Linked DNA regions of Homo sapiens: region 2 is linked to region 1. The links are chromatin loops, found by intact Hi-C in ENCODE. Cell type or tissue: CD4-positive, alpha-beta T cell. All regions are shown on one strand. Each heading gives the region's core, and the rest is flanking DNA. Links, peaks and the distances in the headings are about the cores only. Region 1 holds the start of LOC105371688 (a long non-coding RNA gene). Region 2 has its middle 51 kb from the start of ATP2B4.

Evidence for each region. A loop is a pair of places that touch in the nucleus more often than their neighbours do. Peaks named below come from ENCODE experiments on the same cell type or tissue, not always from the same donor. Only the 100,000 strongest peaks of a DNase experiment are listed, where the experiment ranks them.
Region 2: it touches region 1 in a loop (1.8-fold over the local background); 3 of 110 quality-filtered maps call a loop at or near these places.

What each region holds. Positions count from the first base shown.
Region 1 is chr1:203,514,001-203,526,533 of GRCh38, reverse strand. LOC105371688 (a long non-coding RNA gene) reads left to right here and starts at 7,136. Exons shown (of 5, transcript XR_007066807.1): 1 at 7,136-7,193; 2 at 7,711-12,533. The region is part of intron 2 of LOC124904488 (a long non-coding RNA gene); the gene reads right to left. RefSeq lists enhancers at 3,559-4,389, 6,055-6,887, 6,888-7,719, 8,552-9,383 and a silencer at 8,779-9,073. In CD4-positive, alpha-beta T cell, for the core only: no CTCF peak of the experiment used is centred there; a DNase peak (open chromatin) is centred at 6,013.
Region 2 is chr1:203,569,290-203,581,822 of GRCh38, reverse strand. No RefSeq gene overlaps it. Among named protein-coding and RNA genes, the nearest start is that of ATP2B4, 51 kb to the left of the region's middle. RefSeq lists an enhancer at 8,963-9,845. In CD4-positive, alpha-beta T cell, for the core only: no CTCF peak of the experiment used is centred there; no DNase peak of the experiment used is centred there.

The sequences.
Region 1 (12,533 bases), core at 2,605-10,604:
CTGGTTTTGTTTTTTGCTTTTTTAATTTTTCATCCTGATCCTTAAACACTACTTATGAAAGACTAATCGTGCAAGGTATAGCCTAGTCCTCTCTTACCCGCCTCCCTCTTTGACTCTGGTAGCTTTCCTCTCCAAAGATGAAATGTCAGCCATTGGGGGAAGTGGCTCATAAGAACATGACTGTCTGCCATCAGCCCACAAGGCCGTGGCTGGGCAAAGGGCAGTCCCACCCCCAGATGCCCCTTGGCTTGGACATTTAGCTCCAGATGGGAGGTCAAGACTTCATCCCAGGCCAAGTAAGCGATGCCAACTAAAGGCTCCCATCTTTAGCATGTCCTGCAAGCTTGCCAGGACTGGGGTAAGGTACTTAGGATGTCCTGGGCCGTAAAAAGACACTGGTGCTTTCCTCACTGCCCCCACATCCCCATAACATAAAGTTAAACCAGAGATAAATTAGAGTAAGGAACACCAAGAATTCTGTTTCTTCCCATAATGATGACCAGGATATCAAACAGTAAGTCACTGACAGGTTTTGGTTTGTTTGTTTGCTTTAGGGACAGGGTCTCACTTTGTCGCCCAGGCTGGAGTACAAGTGATATGACCTTGGCTCACTGCAGCCTCCACCTCCTCGGTTCAAGTGATCCTCCCACCTCAGCCTCCCAGAGTGCTGGAATTACAAGTGTGGGCCAGTGTACCTGGCCTGTGTGGGCCCATTTCTGAGGGAAGTTAGAATCTCACGCCCTGGGCCTGGTGGTCTGTGGTCTAGAAGGCTTCCCCAGCCTCCCTGGAGAACCTGCCAGTGGCAGGTTCTAGGCAGCATTTGAACCCCTCACCCCCATCCCCAAGCCCCATTCTCTTTCCTCTTGTGTGCCAGCAGCTTCCTGGGCCTCCTGCACTTTCAGCCAGCAACTGGCTATGACAGCAGAAAAAGAAAACAGCCAGGTCTCTATTCCCAGAGGACCAGTCTGTAGGGGAGGCTGTTCCGGGATGAGCTTGTTAGCAGAGAAATTTAATTTACTGCCCTCCCACCAGGCTGAAGGTTCTGTGCCTCCATAGAGTCTCCCTCCTGAGCACCCCAGGTTCTTTATGAGAAGTCCTATTGGTCTCAAGGTGAAGGTGTGGAGAATGGAAAATCTCAGGCTGGCTCAAGAGATTGCAGAGTTATCCCCAGGAGAAGATCCCAGGGCTCCAGCTTCGGTGCATCCTCCCACTCTGCCTTATTCGGCTTTGCTGGAAATTCCTCAGTCTCGGTCTCTGGAATGGGTCAAATCTGGGCTTGAATGACAGACAGCATTCATTCACAAACACCTGTTGAGGCCTATTGTGTGCCAGGAGTGCTAAGGTAAAGGAATACTGGGATAAAAACACAGCCTATAATCTGAAAGGCATCTCCCTGGGGAGACAGGCACATACGCAATGACACTATAGTGGGACAAGTGCTGCAATAGGTCTACCCACTAAAGCATGTAAGAGGGACACCTACGGCATGCATGTGGTGAGGCAGGGGTGCAGGGGGCAGGGCTGATTCTGAGCTGATCCTTATGAATGGGTTAGCCAAGTCCAAAAAAGGGTGGGGGATAGGGAAGGGTGTCTCCAGAAGAGGAAACAGCCTGGAGCAAACAGAGGGAGGCATTTAGGAGCCCCCGTGTTGTCTGCAATGGGGTGTCCAGTGCTGTGAGAGACGATAGGGTGTGCATACAGGCCTTGGCATCAAATTGCAGAGGCAGGCTGCCCAAGTGTGCTTTGGGTTCTGTGATGCTGGGAAGTCTATACAATGGGAACAAATAGGACCAGCTTCATGGGGATTTGGGGAGGTAATGAGCAAATGAGATGATCTTTATGAAGTACTTAGCACAGTGTCTAGCTAGGGGTTAGCAGTCTATATATTGCTGTTAGCAGTTCATATCATTACTGATGAATTGTATGATCTTGCAAAAGTTATTTTATAGCTCCCATCCTCAGTTTTCTCATCTGTAAAATGGCGTATTTGTTTGTTTGTTTTTCACAATCTATTCAGTTGTGAACAGATCAAGGGACTGCCTTACTGACTTTAACTTCCCATCTCCTAAGGCAGTGCCCAGTATACAAAGATCAGTCTCTTTTCCTTCCCTTTCCTTTCATTCTTCCAGCCCACTTAGGGCCTAACTGCTCAAAAGAGTGGCTATTTGTTCTCCTTTCAGTTCCGGGGACATTTTGCTCTATACTCAACTTCCAAAAATAGATCTGACTCCAAGTTCCGCACTCTTTCCACTAAACTCCAGTTGCCACAACAAATTTTTAGTCTAACAATGATGTATCGATTTTTGCCTAAAAAATTAGCAATGCATTTTTTTACAAGCCAGTGGTGGTAAGTTTACAGAGAAACAGGCAAGTTTATACATTGCTAATATAATGCTTCAGGTGCAATACATAAACCACTAAAATCCTTTAGGATAGCTAACTGATAATATGCATCAAAAACCTAAACATGTTCAGGTTATTTTTTTCTCAGTAATTCTTGATTCTGACAATCCCAAGGGAATAATCCTAACCACACAAAGAAACTGGTTGCACAAATATATTTGTTGCCACATTACTGATAATAAGGAAAAATCAGAAACAATCTGTGTAATCAATCCTAAGAGAACAGTTAACTAAATCATGATAGAGCCACTTCCTCAAATTTATGAGGTACCCAGAGTAGTCAAATTCACAGAGGCAGGAGGTAGAATGGCGGTTGCTTGGGCCTAGGGGAGAAGAGCGCAGGAAGTTGTTTTTGTTTGTTTGTTTGTTTTTTGAGACGGAGTCTGTCTCTGTTGCCCAGGCTGGAGTGCAGTGGCGTGATCTCAACTCACTGCAACCCCCGCCTCCCAGGTTCAAGCGATTCTCCTGCCTCAGCCTCTTGAGTAGCTGGGACTACAGGCGCCCGCCATCACATTCGGCTAATTTGTTTGTATTTTTAGTAGAGACGGGGTTTCACTGTGTTAGCCAGGATGGTCTCGATCTCCTGACCTCGTGATCTGCCTACTTCGGCCTCCCAAAGTGCTGGGATTACAGGCGTGAGCCACCGCGCCCGGCCTTGCATGGCCATTTCTAATGAATACCTTAATATCGTCCTCATAAAACTCCTCCTCTGGAGACAAACGAACTCCTCCTCTGAAAGGCGGTGGCTGAGTAGACCAGCTCACTTAGTTTTAGGCTTTTTAGAGTAGATCAGACACATGGAAGGGCTAGGCAAGGATGTCACCAGAAAAAGCACTCTAGAGGGCCTCTGGGTTGGTGTCATGTTCCCACAGCCATGAGGACGGCCTGGTCCGTATTCAAGACCTAGACAAAGTGGAGAAGAAGGAACAAGAGGTGCTCTGCCACAGACCCAGGACGCTTCCACGCTTGCCAGTGCTTGTTAGAAACGCATTTTGAAACATTCTCAGACTCTGGGATGGGGGTTTACATACGAAGGGGAACAGGATAGTGCTAAATATCATAATTGGCAGGGTCTGGGAGTGAGGGCATGAGGAGGACCTTGGGGCACCTAGTGCACCAGCAGTCAATATTGTTTATTGAGTGTCTACTACGTGCCAGCCGTGGAGGTATAGAAGCCGCATAGAAAGGGATGAAGTGCACAGACAGTAAAGTTGGGCCACCTGGTTCAAGTCCTGGATCTACCACTTAAGGTTTCATCACATTGGGTACGTTACTTAACCAACTCTGCGACTCAGTTTCCTCATCTGCAAAGTGAGGATAACATCTACCTTGTTGGCTATTATGAGGATTCAGTGAGTTGATAGCAGCAAAATGCTTTAAGCAATGCCTGGCACATGGTAAGCATGATGTACATTTCTATTAAATGAGATTCAATAAATTACCAGCCCCATGCTGCTCAGGAAGTGAGACACTCTCAAAACCTGAACTCCAAACCCCAGACTCAGGCTCAGCAGTTGTCCGCTCGTCTCCATGCACAGAGTTCCTCACGCCTCTCTCTTTCCCTACCCACCTTCCTAATATTCCCTTTGTCTCCTCCCATCCAGGCAGGGAGCTTTTATTCAGGTCGGTGAAAGGAGTGGGCGTGGGGGCCGCGGAGCTCCAGAGGCTGGGGGCAGGGTGAAGCCAGGCCGGCTGCTCTGGCTGGCCGCCGTGCCTCCTGCCGGGCTCCAGGAGGGCATGCCAAGAGCAGAGGGATGCAGATTGGGCTGGAGGCAGATTAATATAATCACTGTATTACCAGCCCCACTCACTCCCCTACTCTTTTCCCTAATGGTGATTATTATACTTATTAGAGGCTCAGCTGCCAATGGTTATTGATGCTCCCTGCTGCAGCATTTTAATCAGGGCTGGAAGCTATTGTTGGAAACACCAGCCTCCAGGGCCCCAGGACAGGTGCAGAGTGGGGCATCGGGACCTTTTCAGCCAGGCAGGTGAGGTCCCCAGGGCTCCAGAGTCATAGAGAGAACTCAACCCACAAACACCCTGCCTCTGTCTGGTGGCAGGGAAGGGGGGATGGAGAGGGGAATGGCACCACCCTGGGCTTCCCTCCACGGAGGCCAGCTGGCGGTTTTTTCCAGCTGGGGCATAGCTGGGGCTGCCTCTGCTGGGTACACCACCAATTCTCCTCCTCACACCAGGGAGGATTCCCTTTTCTGCCCCCTCCACCATCACCCAGCGTCCTCCCCACTCCCCTGTGCCTGCTGGTGCTGAGGGGCGAACTGAATCTGTTTGGGTGTCTGTGGAACAGGTAAGGAGTGGTGATGGTGGGTGGGAAGCGCCTAGCTGGGCTGTGGCCACAACATGCTGGTCATTTATCTGGGGCTGGGGTGAGGGTGAGAGAGAATTCATGCTTGTTGAACCCACACTAGGTTTCAGGCATGTGTCAGGAGCTTCGCCCATGTTATCTCCTTTATCACATCAGCCTTTCCAATGCCGCACTTTCCAGCACACTTGACAGAGGAAACAGAAACTCAGAGAATCAGAGTGGCGTGCCCAAGGTCACTCAGCTAGGATGGGGCAGGGCTGGGATTGGAGCCAGGGCATACACTCTTATAGATGAGAAAAACCCCATGGCAGATCACTGGTGGCAGAATCTTCCAGATCTATGCAGATATCAGTCCTGCATGGTCCAACTCTGTTCTCTGTAGGCTCTAACCACCCTGATTAAGCGTAGAGTCATCCCACATGTAATCACCAGAGAACTAAGCCTGCCCTGTGTGAGAGCCACCTGCCTGGGCTCTGGAGTCAGTGATGGCTCTGGACTGGGGGGATATCCTGTGGCCCAAGCTGTGACTCCCGGTGTGCCCACTAGGCACCCTCCTGCATTAGCGTGCTGAGGGTAAGACCACCCTGGCTGGTGGAAGCCTTTGTCTGTTACCGCCTCAGGGTTACTGGGGGCGGGTTAGGGGGGTGGTTTCTGAGGCTGACTGAGGCGTGGCACCCTCCCACTGCCCAGGATGTGATTATGTCTTGAGTTCATACAAGTTCATGGCACATAAAGCCCTGACAGCAAATGCAGAGGGGAGGAGGGCCAATAAAAGCCAAGTGAAAATGTAATAAATCAAAAATATTAACTATTTCATACACCCACAAATGGTCTTGTAATGTGAGCATTTTTCAGTTCTACTGAAAATATGATGTGGATTAGGTGTTAACAGTTAAAAATGATCACAGGCCTTTGTGGTGGACACTGGTGAGTTCTGGGTCTAGATGAGGGCCCACCTGTCTGCTCCAAAGTGTCCATGACAGGCGATGTCCCAGACACATTGTTGCTGAATGTCTGTACTGAAACATCTCTTAGAAGTCCTGTAGCTGGTGCTGTTTTGACATCTGGGCCCCTCTACTTTCCAAGAGAAGACAGGATGGAGGAGGCAGACATGAGTGCCTCCTAGGCACCCTGCACACCAGAACGCCCCAGGAAAAGGGCTTTCTTTCCTCCTCAGGGTGCACCAAGAACTTCTCTGCTCTCCTCCGTCTGCCTGGCTTCTCTCCTTCCCTTTGTTTCTGTCTGAGTCGCCTTAGGGACTAACGCAATGGTGGACAATGATGTCATCTCTGAGATCACTTTGGCAGACTGGCTCCTGGGCCTCTGATAGAATTGCCCACTTCCCCTGTCTCTCCTGTGGGGCATGGCTGGCCAGCCACAGTCTTGGTCCAGTCTTCCCTGCAGTGTCCCACCCCGAAGGCTGAGTCTCTTTGGCATTAGAGCCAGCCCTTCAAAAAACAAAGCAAAACTGTTTTGTACCTTTTCCTCTGTCCCCTCCCCACCATGCACCAGCTCCTCTGGGATCTTTCAGAGGACAGCAGATGCACCTGGGCCCAGCTCCTCACCCAAAGGGCCTCTGGTGTTGAATGGCCCTCAGCCCAGGCATTTCTGACCCCACTCCCCACCCTGTGTGTTGCTCCCAGCCACCCCGGGCCTGACCAGCTCAGCCATTTCATCCTTTGTCTACTGACTGGCATCATTCCCATGGCTGCACCCCCAGTTGTGGACACCCAACCCTGCTCACAGTGAGGATGCATTCCTTTCCAGGAGAAAGCACCTTGGGGAGGTAGGGCTGGCAGCCCCCCAATGAACGCTCTGTGCGTCATGTGGCAAAGAATACCACCGTCCTGAGCCTTAGAGATTTTTCTTAACTGTAAAACGCAGATGGGATCTGATTGAACGTGTGGATCAAATGAGACCATGGGTGTACAGTGCTTAATCCCATGTCTGGCACACAGTGGCTGTCCTATAGGCCCTACTGCCTCTCTCCCTTTCCTCTTTCTGGCTAAGTTGTGTCCTAGCTGTAGCATATGGTTGGGGCAGGGAACATGATAGACCTAGGAGGTGTTCGGCACCTGGGAGGCCTGGTGTTGGCTGGGGCTGCAGTATTGCTGCTGGGTCACCTTGGCCTCACCTGTGTCACCTGATTTCCACTCCCAAGGAGTGACGTATCTGGATCCACACAACTCCAATGACTCCTAATCAGCCCTGACACTTGGTGAATGAGTCACAGCAAGCAATACACAGAGATGAAAGGAGCCAGCATTGTGATCTTGGTTATGATAATGAGCTTGATGAGCTTCTCCCAGGGAAACTTGGAGATGCATGAGAGAGGCAGGCTGCCTCTGTCCCTGCCCTGACAAATGGGATGCTAATACAAAGGGTCTCTGTTAACTCCCCTGCCCCCTCAAACACACACACCTGCTGCTCCTGGGCTGTTCTGATGGCACGGTATCCTGGGAAGGTAAGCTTTTGGGGGTGAGCGGGGAGAGAAGGGGCAGCTCCAGAGGGGAGGAGCTGAGATACATGCTCCAGGAACTGTCCGGCAGCAGTGGGAAGGAGCTGAGATACGTGTTCCAGGAACTGTCCGGCGGTTTCTTACAGACCCAGAGCAGCCCCATACCTCGGTCACCAGGACTGCTGGCTGGTCTCAAAAGGGGATCAAAGTGGGAGACCTTCGGGCAGGTCATACTTCTCTTACAGCAGGACAATAGCTTCTGTTTGTGGAGCTCTAAGTATCAAATAGTGGTAAGCACTATGTGTGTGCACATTATTTAATCCGATCCTCATGACAGCCCTGAGTAGGATAGTATTTCCATTTTGCAGATGGAGAAAGTAAAACAGGAGAACAATAACTTACCTAGTGGCAGAACTAAGATTTAAACCCAGGTCCATCTGCATGCACTAACCAGACCAGGCCTTGTTTAAGGAGGAAGTGCAGTCTAAAGCATCTTTTCTCCCTATTTTCTCTTCCTGGTCAGGGGAGCAAGTGCGAGGTGTGTATTAGTGGAAGTCCAGCAGAAGAGATGGCGAATGTAACAGGGCTGGGCTAAGGGGAGCTGGCGAGGGAGTGCAGAGCACCTTGAAGGCAGCAGAGCAGAGTCATTTGGGACCTGGAGAGCGCACGGCTGGAGGAGGGGCTGCCCCACAGAAGCGTGGCCTTCACAGGGGAGAACCACGGTCACCCCAGGCCCAGCAGGGTGTGTAAGTGAGTGGAGAGCAATCCACAGCCTTTCATCCTCACAGTCAGGTCTCCATAACTGACCCTACCAAAGGCCTGGTTGGTGCAGCCTTAGAAGTCAATCCTTCAGGTACGGGGTGCAGAGCAGGGTGGGGCAGAGTGGAGAGTGGGAGGTGGGGTACAGGGAGCCTCTGGAGCTTTCTTTCTGTTATTATTTTGTGTGTGCTTTGAGACAGGGTCTTGCTGTGTTGCCCAGGCTGGAGTGCAGCAGCATGATCACAGCTCGCTACGGCCTCGACCTCCTGGCCTCAAGTGATCCTCCTACTTCAGCCTCCTGAGTAGCTGGGACTACAGGCTTGCATCACCATGCCTGGCTGATTTTTTATTTTTATTTTTTGTAAAGATGAGGTCTCACTATGTTGCCCAGGTTGGCCTCAAACTCCTGGGCTCAAGCCATCCTCCAGCCTTGGCCTCCCAAAGTGCTGGGATTACAGGTGTAAGCCACCATGCCTGGACTCTCTGGAGCTTTCTGAGGAACAGACAGGGTGGCAGTGACGCTCTGTGCCCCCGAGAGGGGGTGGGCTGGAAAGCAGAACATGCTATTCTGTGTGCGCCCAGGGCAGCTTCATCCTTCTGGCTTCTCTGACCACCACCAGCCATGCTGGGTGCAAGAGCCCCAAGGGAGGGCCCCTGTTCTTTCCCTGGGGTACCCAGAGGATTTCCCATACTTGCATAGGACCTGGGGGTCAGGAGGGGGAGGAATCAGGAAGAAGAAGCCGCCTCTGAGAGAAGGAGTGGGAGAGAGCCAGCAGCAGAGCTGTCTCCCAGCTTCTCACTTTCAGAAACACACTCGCTGCCGCAGCCTTTTATTCTTCCTACAAATTTGTACTGCACACTTACTGTGGGCAAGGCCAGTTCCTGCCAAGCACAAGCTTGTGCTTAGGCAGCTGTCAGTGTGGGCACGCCCTCCATGGCTGCCTGGCCTGAGGGCAGGCTCATTAAGCGAATGAGGAGGGGCAGTGTCAGTTCACCGGCTGCCTCCTCCGAGGAATCTTCCAGCCCACCCCAGCCCAAGGCTCCCTTCCTGTCCCGAGCACCATGTCTGTCACTGTTAGCATTATTGCCTACAGTTACTGCCCCCCAAGTATAACCTCCCCAGGACCCATACCTAGGAGGGAGGGAACTACAGGCAGTGGAGGCCTCTGCTTAGAGATGCTCTGTAATTCTGACTGCCCCATGCTCACCTCTGGAAAGAGAGGCAGTTCAATTACCCAACCAATAATGTAGCCATTTTCTGTCTGTTGGGCAGGTGAGACCAATAATACCAGCTGCCCCCAGCTCCAGTCCCCCCTCCCCTGGCTCAGCATCTTAGCACATTTGTTGCTTAGCAAGGGAGGGTGGTTCCCATGACTTTCTGTTTCTTTGCTCCCCACTCACCTAGCAGCTGATGGGGAGTGGGAGGACAGTGGTCGCCTGTCAGCTTCCCTGCTGTCTTATGTGCACATGGCAGGGGTGCCGTACAGCCTGGAGGCCTGGACAAATGGAATTCAAGGGCTGGGGAAAGAGTGGGCTGAGGCCTTACCGGTCACACCTACAGGCTGCCGAGCCTGCCAGGCAGCTTCAATTGCAGGGTTCGGCTCCCAGAGAGAATGGCTGCTGTTCTATTCTACCTTGGTCCCTGGGATGGAAACCTGATTGGATTGAATCCTAGGATATGTCATTTTCCCTCTGCTAGCTGCTGGTCCCAGCGTCTCCCATACCTGATGGTGTGAGGCTGGACCAGAGCCGGTATCTATGCCAGGAGAGTCTGGGGCTTGGCCTGTTTCTGGGGCACTGGGGCACTGGGGCAGGGAATAGGTCTTGGCTGCTAGGTGAGCTACTCCTCAATGCACCCAGGAGCTTTCCAGATCCATAGCCCTGAAGAGAGAAGAGAGAAGATCTCACGGACTGTTGATCTTTCACCTTTCCCTCTCTGCTGTCCCCAACCTGTCATCTGTGCCACAGAACTGAGGACCTAGTTGGAGAGACAGACAGGTGAGATAGATGGCTGAGAGAGGGACCAAACTGCCCCACCCCCAGCCAGCCCTTAAGAACCTCCTTTTAAAATTGCTTTGCATCATATTTCTCTCCCTGCTCAGCCCCACTGGCTCCAGCAGCTCTGGCCTCCTCATCCATCATGCTGGCTGCAGGGCACGAGCGTATGTCTTGCAGAGAAACCTTTCTGCCCTAGGCCTCCAAGGGGAAGGGCTCAGCTGTCAGAGAAGAGGGCCGTTTCCAAAGGGGTCAAAGCGCTGGACCCTCCAGGATTGATGGGCTATGAATTATGGATGTCGCATCCGCCAGTCCCAAGGCTCCAGAGCCAGAGAGGGTATCCCTGCCTTCCTTCTTTGTTGGCGTCTTCTCTCTGGCATCCCTTTAGCGTTCGCTCATTTCATATTAGGTGCCTTCCTGTACTGATGTTACTTGTCGGTTGCTTTGTTTAATGGATGGGGTTGATGTGCACCCCCGCCCTAATCAACCGGGACCCCTGAGCATAAGGGCTGCTCCTCTTCCATGGCTAGTATCAGCCACACTTAGGTGCTCAGTATCATGCGGTCACCTAGTCTTACGAAGAATGAAGAGTGGCTCCAGGAGTCTATGAAGGCAGCAGTGAGGCCAGACGGTGCACAAAGTGGCCACAGGGACTAACTTCCTCCCCCCAGCAAACAGCATTTCACTGTGCTCTGAGCAAGGATTGCCCCAACTCTTTCCTCCTTTACCCCCACTTCTTCCTTCCTTTGGGGTCGCTGGCCTCTCCTTCTGCTGCCCCACCCCACTCTGCTTGCATTCCCAGGCCTGTCCCTGGCAGGGGCTCTCCCAAGCAGTGTTCCCTCTGCCCAGCCCCACCTCCACCTTTCTCCCCTGCCACATGCCCACATGCTCAGGTAGCCCCCTCATGCCCTCCCCTGGATTCAGCTGTTCCCTCTGCCAAAGAGTCCTACCTCTGTGGAATGATTTTCAGCTCTTACCCTGAATGGCTCCTTGGACATCTCCGAACCCTTCTCCCATCCAACTCTGCTACCTCTGTTCTCACACAGTACTCACATCTTCCTCTAATCTACATGCATCAGCCTCCTCACCAATTCCTCAGACTCCAGGCTTGTCCCCATCAGTCACAGCCACCTTTCACAGAACTTCCCAAATCTCCACCTGAGCCTTCTGACCAATCACCCCTCCATGAAACTCCAGCAGGAGCTCCTTTCATGCTCTGCCCCCTGAAGCCGCCTCTCCTGCCCTCTCCACCCCCACCTCTGCTCACGCCACATGCGCCAGCTGCTGCCTGCACAGTGCTCCCTCTGTTGAGGGTCCCCGAGTGCCTTCCTTCCCCCACCCTATGCCCAGGAGCTTCCACCAGTCCTAGGTGTCCTGGTCCAGCGTCCCTGCTTTCAGGATCCTTCTTTGGTCTTTGCCTCCTCATGAACTGGCTGCTCCACATTGGTGCTGCCATTGGCCATGTGCATGCCTCTGTCCCCACTTACTGCTTTATTTTTATTTTATTTTATTTTTTGAGACAGAGTCTCGCTCTGTTGCCCAGGCTGGAGTGCAGTGGTGTATTCTCGGCTCACTGCAACCTCTGCCTCTCCAGGTTCAAGCGATTCTTCCACCTCAGCCTTCTGAGTAGCTGGGATTACAGGTGCTTGCCACCATGCCCAGCTAATTTTTGTATTTTTAGTAGAGACGGGGTTTCACCATGTTGGCCAGGCTGGTCTCAAACTCCTGACCTCAGGCAATCCACCTGCCTTGGCCTCCCAAAGTGCTGGGATTACAGGCGTGAGCCACCGCTCCAGGCCACTGCTTGGTATTTTAATGTTCTATTCCTGTACCTGTGCAACTCCCTCCCCACCTCCTTGCCCTGCTGTATGTCTCACATCTCCAGCACCTGGAGTCCCTGGCATGTAAGAAAGGCCTCTACATCCTGAACAAGGGAAATACATTGAATGAAGGAATGACTAGAAGTGAGCCGGTCCGGTGGGCAGAGGCTCACAGGTAGGGGTTGAAAGCGTGGGCGTATGGAGAGGCAGGCTGGAGGAGCAGCATTTGAGGTAAATTAGAAAATAGCGCGAGATTTAGCCACAGGGGGAGAAAGGCTTTCAATATACAAAACACCCCTTCCCTCGCTGCTCCTGTCAGCACCTTCTCAAAGCGAGGAAAATAAATCTGTTTTCTTTATGACAAAGCCTGATTTGATGATAAACCCTCTCAGCTTCCCGGGAGGTGGCAGTGACTCTGATAGGTGGGGAGGAGGCAGGAGTAGGTAAAGGAAGCGGGGGCTGGGGGAGAGAAAAAAAGAGAGAGAGAGACTGAGGCGGGGGAGGAGAGGGAGAGAAAGCGCTTGTTCTGTGCGCTGATTACTAATGCGGTGGAAAAGCTGGGCAGGTTCTGGAGGGAGGCATTTATCCTGCATGAGAAAGCAGGCAGTGTGTTTCAGAAGCTATCCACAGGCCCCCCCGCCGCCAAGCTAGAGGGAAGGAGATGGGGAAGGAGAGGGCCGGGCAGGACCTGGGGCTTGGCTCTGCCCTGAGCCACAGCATGAAGAGGGACAGAGCTGCTGAACTCTTGGCTCTCAGGGCCACAGTCACCTGG
Region 2 (12,533 bases), core at 1,843-9,842, 56 kb before region 1:
CAGGGAAAGTGGAGCAGGGCCCCTGCAGGTGGGGACCCTGGTGATTATGGAGATCCAGAGTGCTCCTGGGCACCTTGTTATTGGAGACCAACAGAAAGGAGTCAGGCTGCCCACCTAACTCTTTGCTCTGCCACCAGGGATTCCAGAGCCCACAAGGTTATTTAAAGAGTATTTGCAGAGTGTGCCAGTCATGGTGCAGGCACTGGGGAGTCAGAGAAGAATAAGACAAGGATCTTGTCCTCAAGGGACTTATAGTCCAGGGTGGGTGATGGGCAGTTCAACAAAGGGGAGCCAAGGATAAGAGCTCTGCGACAGGCTGGGTGCGGTGGCTCACGCCTATATTCCTAGCACATTTGAAGGCTAAGGCAGGAGGATTGCTTGAGCTTGGGAGCTCAAGGCAAGCCTGGGCAAAATAGTGAGAACCTATCTACAAAAAATAATAAGAAAATTAGCTGGATGTGGTGGTAGTGTGTGCCTGTTGTCCAAGCTACTTGGGAGGCTGAGGTGGGAGGAATGCTTGAGTCTGGGAGGTTGAGGCTGCAGTGAGCCAAGATTGCACCACTGCCCTCCAGCCTGGGTGACAGAGCAAGATCCTGTCTCATAACAAAAAAACTAGCTGGGCGTGGTGGTACGTGCCTGTAGTCCCAGCTACTCAGGAGGCTGAGGCACAAGAATTGCTTGAACCTGGGAGGTGGAGGTTGCAGTGAGCCAAGATCACATCACTGCGCTCCAGCCTGAGCAACAGAGCAAGACTCCATCTCAAAAACAGAACAAAACAAAACCCCAAACAAAGCAAAATTCTATGATAGAAACAGATGGAGGCCATAATAGTGGGGATAGGAAGAGTTCAGTCCTACCTGGCAGGGGTGGGGCACCCGAGTGACTCTTGAGCTGGGTCCTAAAGATGACTAAGTATTCTCCAAGTGGGATGGTGGTGGGGCAGCCGAGTGGAATGGGGAATTAATCCAGCTAGAGAGATGAGCCTGAGGAAAGGACAATGAAAGGACCTGTGCCTGGCTGTGTCGGGGAGAGGAAGGCAAGTGGACACAGGCCGAGGCTCATAGGAATGCCTTACTAAAGAGCTTGGACTGAGCCTAGAGGCTATGGGAGCCACTGAAAAGGTTAAAGCAGGGGTGTGATGAGGTCAGGCTGTATTTTTAAGCAACTTCTGGCCATCCTGGGGCTTTTCAATCATATCTCATCCAGGCAAGCCCACTATAGTCCAAAAAAGAATCTAAAACAGGTATCACAGACTGTTAACATTTGTTTTAAAAGAGTAGTTGCAGGCCAGGTGTGGTGGCTCATGCCTGTAATCCCAGCACTTTGGGAGGCCGAGGCAGGTGGATCACGAGGTCAGGAGTTCAAGACCAGCCTGGCCAAGATGGTGAAACCCTGTCTCTACACAAATACAAAATACAAAAACAAAACAAAACAAAACAAAAATAGCTGGGCCAGGCACAGTGGCTCATGCCTGTAATCCCAGCACTTTGGGAGGCCAAGGTGGGCAGATCATCTGAGGTCAGGAGTTCGAGACCAGCCTGACCAACATTGTGAAGCCTCATGTCTACTAAAAACTCAAAATTAGCTGGGCATGGTGGTGCACCCTTGTAATCCCAGCTACTCAGGAGGTTGAGGCAGAAGAATCGCTTGAAGCCGGGAGGCAGAGGTTGCAGTGAGCTGAGATCGAGCCATTGCATTCCAGCCTGGGCAATAAGAGCAAAACTCCATCTCAAAACAAAAACAAAAACAAAAACAAATGCCAGGTGTGGTGGTGGGTGCCTATAATCCCAGCTACTCAGGAGGCTGAGGCAGAGAATTGCTTGAACCCAAGAGGCGGAGGTTGCAGTGAGCCGAGATAGCACCACTGCACTCCATCCTGGTGACAGAGCAAGACTCCATCTCAAAATGAAATAAAATGAAATACAATAAAATAAAAGTAGCTACATGGGTGTCCGTTATTTTATTTTCTGTACTTTTAAAAAGGTTTTAAATTTCAGAATTAATAATGAATGAGTATCCATATGATAGAATACTGTGCAGTGTTGAAGAATGAAGGTGAAAACATGTATTCTGTCATGACAAAATGCCTGTGGTATATTTTAAATAGCAAAATAGAATATATAGTATGATTGTATTTTTGTAAGAACAACAAATAAAGTGAATGTGGCAGGAAATGTACCAAACTATTAACAATGACAAAGTTACTATTGCAGGGTGGGATTCAGATACTGATGAGGGAAAGGGGAATTTTCATTTTCTAGTCTATGCCTTTTAGAATTGTATACATCTTAAAAATGACCTTGCATTATTCATTATTTTAAAACAAAAACCCACTTTTGGGGGGATAACTGTTTTTTCTTTTCTTTTTCCTTTTTTTTTTTTTTTTTTGAAACGGAGCCTCGCTCTGTCACCCAGGCTGGAGTGCAGCGGCGTGATCTTGGCTCACTGCAACCTCCACCACCTCCAGGGTTCAAGTGATTCTCCTGCCTCAGCCTCCCAAGTAGCTGGGACTACAGGTGTGAGCCACCACGCTTGGCTAATTTTTGTATTTTTAGTAGAGATGGGGTTTCACCATGCTGGTCAGGCTGGTCTCCAAACTCCTGACCTCAAGTGATCTGCCCACCTCGGCCTCCCAAAGTGCTGGGGTTACAGGCATGTGCCACCTGGCCCTAGGGGGTAACTATTTATTTTCATGCAATTTCAAACCCAAAGACAAGTTGCAAGAGGCCGGGCATATTTAATTAGCCAGTTGTGGTGGCATGTGCCTGTATGTAGTCTTAGCTACTTGGGAGGCTGAGGTAGAAAGATTGCTTGAGCCTAGGAGTTGGAGGCTGCAGTGAGCTATGATCGCACCACTGCACTCCAGCCTGGACAGCAGAGTGAGACCCTGCATCCAAAAAAAAAAAAAAAAAAAAAAAGGAACTCCCATACACTATTTAGACTTCACCACTTGCTAATATCTTGCCCTACACCACACAACATACATTTTTAAAAAGATCATCCATTACTTCCATTTTTGCAAACCCCAGTGGCCACTTGCAGTTTATCTTTTTGGGCCTCTCCGCTGCTTCTGACCCTGTTGTCCTCTCCTTCCTTCCTGAAACCTCCCATTTCTTGTCTTCTGTGGCCCTGAGTCTTCGCTGGTTTTCCTTCTACTTCTCTGACTCTCTGACTTCCCTCTAGCATTGTCTTTCTTAGAGGCCGCTTTTTCAGCACCCCTTAAACATGGGAGTTTCTCAAAGTTCAAGCCTGAGCCCACTGCTTGGCTTTGTGTGTTTTCTTCCTGGGAGAGCTGGTTCACTTCCATCCACTGAAGCTATGATCCATTTGCTGATGAAGCCCAAATCCGTGTCTTCAGCTGCCACCTCTCCCTTCAGTTTCCTATGCTCATATTCAAATGCCTGTTAGACACATGCTCTTAAGTAGTCCACAAACATTCTATACTCAACTTGTCTCAAACATATCATCATCACCCCTCCCTCCTGCTAACTATTCTCTTTCTGTGTCCTCCATCTCAGATAATGGCACCACATCTTTCACTTTGACAATGGCAATCAACTCCTAATTGGTCTCCCTGACTACAGTCTTCCTCTACGTAAATTCACTCTCACACTATAGTCAACGTGACACCCCTAAAATGCAAATTTCACCACATCAGGCACTGAGAAAACCTGTCAATGAGTCTCCATTACCTGCAGGTTGAAGTCAAGCCCGTTAGTCTGGCACACGTGGCTGTACCTGGTTCCACCTGGCTTCTCCGGCTCTTGTCATGTCCCCATCACCTCTGCATCCCATTCCACATTGGCCTGTGTGTCCATGTGTTTGCTCATGCTGCCTCCTTAGCAGGAGCCCCCTCCCACCTCTCTCCCCTTGACTGACCCATCCATCAACACTGAGCTCAACGGGCGTCTCCTCCAGCTGGAAGTGTCCCTTTATTGTGTTCCCATTGCATTCTTCTTCTTCTCTTACTTCTATCTAACAATTTTTTTAAATAATGCTTTTGTGCCATGAAAGGTGACCAGGGCATGCTTTTATTTTTATTTATTTATTGAGACAAGGTTTTGCTTTGTTGTCAAGGCTGGAGTGCAATGGCGCAATCATGGCTCACTGTAGCCTCGATATTTCCAGGCTCAAGTGGGCCTTCTGGTGTGCACCACTATGCCTGGCTAATACTTTTATTTTTGTTGAGATGGGGGTCTCACTACATTGCCTAGGCTGGTCTTGAACTCCTAGCCTCAAACTATCTTCCAGTCTTAGCTTCCCAAAGTGCTGGGATTACAGGCGCGAGCCACTGCTCTCTGCCGAACAAATTTTCATAGTCTCAGGCTTTGTCTGTGTCTCTCTCACTGCTCTGTAAATCCCGGAATGAACGGGGTTTGCATGTGCTTATGTATACCATCTTGTACCTTTGTATCCTTAGTGCCTTAGTGCAGTGCCTAGCATGTAGTAGACATGTAATAAATGTTTGATTAACTGAGGTAGGCATTCACTATTTATTCACCCCTCTCTGCCTCTTTTCCCTGGCAGCAGCAAGCTCAATCCCATGCCCTCTGTTTCCCCATCAGTAGTTACATTCCAGGCCTCAGCTCCTTGGTTGCAGACCCCTGTCCAACGGGTTTGGCTCCTATGTGGTCTTTCTCCTGGCACTTCTCTCCCTCATCTTCTCTTCTGCTTCTTCCCTTCTATTTTGATCAGCTCTTGCTACCCTCCTGTATCTTTCCAGATGCTTCTCTCCCACTCTTCTCCCCTGTGGGGGCCACTCAGGGCAGATCCAGCCCACTCCTGGCCCAGGTGTCTGCATCAGGACTTTATATAATTACCTTCACAATGGGGCCTAATGACTGGAAAGCGTTTTCATCTCAACCCACACAATTCCAGATTTACAGCCACCAAGGCCTCCGGGTTACAGCTGGATGCATACCCCACCAGGTCCCTCTCTAGAGTATCTTTTGGAAGATGTACCTTACAGCTCTTTAAGAAAGAGGATCACTTGCTAACAGCTTTTCTGTCTAGTACTTTTAAACATAAGCACTTAGCTTCGTTCCTTAGTTCTCTGCGCCCCAACTCTGTAGTGAGGATCGCATTCATCATACTCCACCAGGCACGTAAGATGCTCTAAGCTGATCTTCTTTCATGTGAGGACCCTCAGGGATGAACATATTCATTCTGTCATTCGCTCACACATTTACTGAGCTCCCACTACCACTGCCCATGGGGATGGGGACAGAGGATACCGACAAGGGGTCACAGATGAGTATGTCCCCCTCTAAGACCCAAAGGAACTCACGGTCTGGTGAGGAAGACAAATCTGAAAACCACTTTGCTAAAATAAGAAGGCCTTGGTGGAGGTAAATATCAGGTACTATGAAAACATAGAGGGGTCACTGAAGCGTGCTTAGGTAGGAGGAAGGTTTTTGTTTTTTTTTTTGTTTTTTTGTGTTTGTTTGTTTGTTTGCTTGTTTTTTGGTTTTTTAGAAGGAATTTTTCCTCTTCTCTCTCTCTCTCTCTCTCTTTTTTTTTTTTTTTTTGAGACAGAATTTCGCTCTTGTTGCCCAGGCTGGAGTGCGATGGCGCTATCTCCGCTCACCGCAACCTCTGCCTCCTAGGTTCAAGCAATTCTCCTGCCTCGGCCTCCCAAGTAGCTGGGATTACAGGCATGCGCCACCATGCCTGGCTAATTTTGTATTTTTAGTAGAGACAGGGTTTCTCCATGTTGGTCAGGCTGGTCTCGAACTCCTGACCTCAGGTGATCCCCCCACCTCAGCCTCCCAAAGTGCTGGGATTACACGCATGAGCCACCGCGCCCAGCCCGGAATTTTTCCCTTGTTGTCCAGGCTGGAGTACAATGGCACGATCTCGACTCACTGCAACCTCCACCTCCCGGGTTCAAGTGATTCTCCTGCCTCAGCCTCCCAAGTAGCTGGGATTACAGGTGTGTACCTCCACGCCTGGCTAATTTTGTGTTTTTAGTAGAGACGGGGTTTCACCATGTTGGTCAGGCTGGTCTTGAACTCCTGACCTCAGGTGATCCACCTGCCTTGGCCTCCCAAAGTGCTGGGATTACAGGCGTGAGCCACTGTGCCCAGCCTGGAGGGAGGTTTTACAGGAGTTCATTCGAGGAGTGAATAGGAATTGATGAGGCAGACAGGGACAGTGGAGTTGACACTTGTCATGTTTTTGATTGTCCAGTACTGAGCAACTTTCCTATTTTGGAGGGAATTCCTCATTATAGGAGTCTTAGTTGGGGAAGCATTCTACCTTTGACCACATGCTGATGAGGGCAGGGTTTGTGTCTCCCTGCTCCCCCCGAACCCCCGCCACAAATGTGGCATGGGCAGAGTGAGGGTGGGGTGAGGATGGGCCCTGGAAGCTGAGCTCAGCCAATCTGGTGCTCCCATTGGGATCTTTGGGACCTGGGCAGGAGCAGTCATTCGTAGCAGTGGTGGTCATTTTGGACTCCTTCAGGAACAGTATCTAGTGTTGGGGGTGGTGTGGATGGTGAGGGGCAGAACCAGCAGCAGTGCCCTAACAAGGTGCTCCCTGTCTTGTGATCTTGGAGTGTTCTCTGCCACCAGCATCCCTTGGTTCCCGACTTTGAGGGCAGGTGCTGCCCATCAACTCTTGAGCTAACAGAATTTAACTTTCTAGATTATTCTTTTTTTTTTTTTTGAGACTGGGTCTCACTCTGTCACCCAGGCTGGAGTGCAGTGGTGCAATCTCCGCTCACTGCACCCTCCACCTCCTGGGTTCAAGCAATTCTCCTGCCTCAGCCTTCTGAGTAGCTGAGATCACAGGCACCCGCCACCATGCCCAGCTAATTTTTGTATTTTTAGTAGAGACGGGGTTTCACCATGTTGGCCAGGCTGGTCTTGAACTCCTGACCTCAGGTGATCCACCGCCTTAGCCTCCCAAAGTGTTGGGATTACAGGCGTGAGCCACTGAGCCTGGCCCAGACTATTCTTTGTCTGCTGGTTAGTGAGAGATGGTTTCTGTTGTTCACAACTGAGTTCCTTGTCTGATCTAGGCTGGAAAGAACCTTGAGGAAGCTGGGCAGTGTAGAATACAGAATTTGGGGGAAGGTAGGTAGGGTGATGTGGCTGGAGCACTGGAAAATGTTAAAAAGACTTGGGGGCCGGGTGTGGTGGCCCACCCCTGTAATCCTAACACTTTGGGAGGCCAAGGCAGGCGGATCACCTGAGGTCAGTAGTTCAAGACCAGCCTGGCCAACATGGTGAAACCCCGTCTCTACTAAAAATACAAAAAATTAGCTGGGCATGATGGTGGGCACCTGTAATCCCAGCTACTCGGGAGACTGAGGCGAGAGAATTGCTTGGACCTGGGAGGCAGAGGAGTGCATTGGTGAGCTGAGATCGCACCAATGGACTCCAGCCTGGGCAAAAAGAGTGAAACTCCGTCTCAAAAAAAAAAAAAAAAAGACTGGGAAGATGGAGATGGGCAGGGAGAGGTACAAGATAAAGGGCCCTGTCAACCAGGCTAAGAAATTTGCCTTTTTCCCATTAGGATAAACGGGCAACCACTGAAGAGTTTAAGTAGGGAGGGTCTCAGTAAGGCTAGTACCTTAGGAAGATCATAGGGTACTGATGATGATCTTCCTATGGGAAGATCAGTGCGATGGGTGTGAGCAGGGCCGCTACTGACCCTGGGTGAGATTTAGAAAAAGGAGCCTCCAACTAACGCAGGAGCAGAAAACAAAATACTGCATGTTCTCCCTTATAAGTGGGAGCTAAATGAGAGAACGCATGGACACGTCGAGGGGAACAACACACACTGGGGCCTACCGGAGGGTGGGGTGGTAGGAGGGAGAGGATCAGGAAAAAGAACTGATGGTGACCCTCCTCCAGGCAGCCTCTGTCCTACAGGAGGCACTGGTTGGCTGGATTTCAGCCCCAGTTCACCCCTTCCGTGGGCACCATTGTGCAGAGCACAGGTGGGGCAATAGTTCCCAGGGGTCTGGATTCTAGGACCCAGCACTCTCCCTGATCCTAAGGAGCTTACATTATTGCCTCTACTTTGCCTTCTTCTCCTGATGACAACCCCTTTCTCCCCTGGCCAGCGAGACCACCTCTCTCAGTTCCTCATCTTTGAGAAAATAAGGCCACTTTCTTAGCTGGTTCTCAAAACACGATCCTGTCTTTATTTCAGGCAGAAATCGGCTTTCTGGACAGGGCCTCACCCGAAGCTGGTTGCGCTAGCCTCTCTAATTCTCATGCCCAGAAATCCTCCCTTGGTTTTTTTGTTTGTTTGTTCGAGGCAGGGTCTTGCTCTGTCACCCAGACTGGAGTGCAGTGGCACAATTACGGCTCATTGCAGCCTCAACCTTCCGGGTTGAAGTGATCCTTTCACCTCAGCCTCCCAAGTAGCTAGGACTATAGGCACGCATCACCACACCTAGCTACATTTTACAATTTTTGTAGAGACAGGGCTTCACTATGTTGCCCAGGCTGGTCTCAAACTCCTGGGCTCAAGCAATCCTCCCACCTCAGCCACCCAAAGTGCTGAGATTGCAGGTGTGCACCACCAAGCCTGGCCCTGCTGGGTTTTCCTTAGGCATCTACTCTTGAACCCACGTAAGCCTTCCAGGAAAAGCAATGGCTAGGCTCCTGGCTGATAAGTGGGAAGGTCAGCTGCATAGGTGAATGCTTGTGTATGGAGGAAGGGGTGACCCCCTGCCCTCAGCCCCTAGGCCATCATGTGCTAAGTGGTCCTGTGGCACACAAAGGCTCTAAACCATGGATTCTGGAATCTTCCTGCCAACAGAACCTCAGGGATTATTTGGCCTAAGCTCCCACTTGAAGTAGGAGTCTTCTTTATAGGAGCCTCCTGTAAAGATGGGCATTCAGCACCTGCTTGAATACCTCCAGTGATGGAGGACTCACTACTCGATGTAGCAGCTTGTGTCTCAGTGACATTGAGCAGTGTATTTAGGTGACCTTTGCAAGGTCACACATCACTCTGTGACTGCTGCCTGGAACTACGGGGCTATTCCTCCATATCCCTTTCTCTGCTTGCTGCCTCCTCCTGCTCCCAGGACTCACCTCCTAGGGTAGCCTGACTGGCACGCTGTCTCTGGAGCCACCACGCCGGAGGTGGCAGGGTGCTGTTGGAGTGGGTGAGCTGCCTGGGGTGCCAAACTTCTCCAGCCCTGCAAGACTCAGAGGAGAGGGGGATGGAAGTAGTGTGGGTGTGTGGCTCTGTGGGGTGGGCAGGGTGGATTTTTTTCCCTATTTGTTTTCCATTTTTCTCTCCTCCCGGTGGTTGGGCTGGCTGATTGGAGGTGCGGGTGTGTGGGGGTGGTGTGTGCTTGTGTGTGCACGCGTGTGCGTGTGTGCATGCACAGCTGTGTGGGAGGGCATCCGTGCAGGAGGCTTCACGCTGGAGCGGCCTCTCCTTGCTGACCAACTCTGACAGAGCTCCCACTGATTTGGCCTTAGAAAGTTTCATGGTTTTGACAGGAACAAAACAGAAGATGCAGATAGGCTGTGCGGTTTCCTTGGCAACTCGAAAACATGGGTGGGGGAGGGGATGGTGGGAACCAGAGAGAAGGGAGTGATTGGGCTCCACCACTCAGCTCTGTCCCCCCTCTTTTTTCCCTCAAAATAGCTCAGGATAAAATGTTGAACCATTCTCAGCATTCCTGTCCCTGGCCCACAGGAATGGAGAAGGAACTCAGCAGCAAGGAAGGCGCAGAGGTGCCCCTCGGATAAGGGAAGCAAGAGATCTGCCTTCTAGAGGATTCTGACGCCTCTTATTCTCTTTCTTATCAAGCTGACTTGTCTCCTCTACCTTCCACTCCCTTATTTTGTTATCCCGGCAGCTTTAAGGACTCACCTTCCCCAAACTAACCCAAGGAAAACCAGAATCCCACGCTCCCAGGTTCTCTACCTTAGAGTGACGTGACTGGTAAGGAAGCAAGGAGTGGGTGTCTCTCCTCCCCTCACCAGCCACGAAACCTTGGGACAGCTCCATTCCTAGAAAGCAGGAGACTGAACTAAGTCGGAGGTGGATGACGGAGACTGTTCATTAAGGAATAAAGACGTTGGGCCAGGCATGGTGGCTCACTCCTGTAATCCCAGTACTTTAGGAAGCTGAGGCGGGCAGATCATGAGGTCAGGGGTTCAAGACCAGCCTGGCCAACATAGTGAAATCCCGTCTCTACTAAAAATACACATAGTAGCTGGGCGTGGTGGTGTGCACCTGTAATCCCAGCTGCTAGAGAGGCTGAGGCAGGAGAATCGCGTGAACCGGGGAGGCAGAGGTTGCAGTAAGCCAATATCGCACGATTGCACTCCAGCCTGGGCAACAGTGAGAGACTCTGTCACCAAAAAAAAAAAAAAAAAAGAAAGAAAGAAAGAAAAGAAATAAAGATGTTTATTACTAATTAGTGAGACTGTCTCCCCTACTGCAAGTTCACCTCCCAAGTGAACGTGCTCAGACCACCTGCCCTAGAGGCAGCACCCCAGAGCTCCAGTAAGACCCATGCCCAGCAATTCTTTTTTCCTTTTGAAAAAGGGTCTCACGTTGTCACCCAGGCTGGAGTGCAGTGGCACGATCTCGGCTCATTGCAGCCTCGACCTCCCCAATTCAAGCAATCCTCCTGCCTCAGTCCCCTAAGTGGCTGGGACCACAGGCATGCACCACCACATTAGCCTGGCGAATTTTTTTTTTTTTTTTTTTTTTTTAGAGACAGAGTTTCACCATGTTGCCCAAGCTGATCTTGAACTCCTGAGCTCAAGCAATCCACCCACCTCAATCATCCAAAGTGCTGGGATTACAGGCATGAGCACCACGTGCCTGGCCTTATGCCCATCAATTCCTTTTTTTTTTTTCCTTGGGACAGGGTCACGCTCTGTCACACAGGCTGGAGTGCAGTGGTGAGATCTTGGCTCACTGCAGCTTAGACTTCCAAGGCTCAAGTAATGTCCCCACCTCAGCCTCTCTGGTAGCTGGGACCACAGGCATGCATCATCATGCCCAGCTAATTTTTGCATTTTTTCTTCTTTTTCTGGTAGAGACAGGGTTTCGCCATGTTGGCCAGGCTGGTCTCAAACTCCTGGACTCAAGCGATCTGCGCACCTCGGCCTCCCAAAGTGCTGGGACTACAGGCGTGAGCCACTGTGCCCAGCCCTATGCCCAGCAATTCTCGACAGCCCCCTGGCCCTTTTCTAAAGCATAGGCCTCTGGATCTAATTAGACCCATCCCCTTCCCTGGTCCCTCTTATCTTGGGCACTGGAATTCTTTTACCTGAGAATATGGAGGTTCTGAAGACATTTTTGCATACATTTTTAAAACCAAACAACCCTAATGCTACCCCAGTCCTGCAACGGAACTTTAGTGGTGGCCATGCAGCCTGCCCTTGGCACAACTCAGACACCAGGGAAGGGGACCTTGGGGGGCTCTTGGAGCAGCCATTCCCTGTCTGGGTGTTGAATGTATTTAGGGAGCAGGAGACAGGCAGGAGAAGAGAGCTGAGAGGCTGTGGGGCCCCTGTGTTCACAGTCTCCTGGATGAGTCAGTGGAGGAAGGGGTGCTGGGCTGGGAGTGAAGAGGCCAGAGTTCTAGTCTCGCTCAGGCTCTGACCAGCTGTGGGTGGGAGGAAGACAGCCACGCTTCGGTGGCCACATTCCTGCAGTAAGCTTGGGACATACAGTCTGACAGACACTTGGGGGTGTGGTGAGGGACCATGAAGCAGAAAATTTGCAGTGAAACAGATGGTTGCCAGGACCATGGCCCCCTAGCTTCCTGAGTGTGGCCCTTCCCGTCCCCCTATGCCTGCGTGCTCCATACCTCCCAGGACGAGTTTGTCAAGCTCGACTTGCCTTTCCACCCACAGGAAATCAAAGATTCCAGGGTATGGTCACTCTGCCTCCTCCCCATCAGCTGCCCTGATGCATGGTGACTCGGGAGAGAGAGTCCATTTATCTTGAGTCCATTTATCTGCTCAGTCTCTCAAAGCTCTTCTCCAACATGGTCATTGCCCCACCTCTTCCTCCCCTGGAGTTTTCTCCACCTTCAGCTGCCTCAGCAGCAATACATGGAGAATAGGCCCTCCGTTAGACTCCACATCCCCACACCCAGCCCATGCCCAGGAAGAGAGGACAGTGCCCACCCACTCCTCTGGCTCTGAGCTCCCCTGGCAGACGACAGAGCTGGGAGTCCACCCGTTCTTCTGCAGGAAGGAGAAGAATGAGTCTCAAGGGCTGTTCCCCGCTGCCCTGCAGGCCCCAGCTCTAGGGAGAAGTCAAGCAGCTTTGAGAATGAAATAAGTACAAGATGCCCCAATAAATGGCTAAGAACTGATTATGAGGGGGGCAAACTGTCCAACCAAGGGGAAGAGCGTATGGGGAAGGGAGAATGACTCAGGAGACCCCGGCTTGTTCCTAAGTGGTAGTGCATCACGTAGGTGGCCTTTAGAAAGGCCCTGGCATTTGGCCATTTGTCTACTCTTGAATGTTCTTCCCGAACATCACATAGGCACATCCACCCCCTTTAAAGGAGGGATTATTTCCCAGAT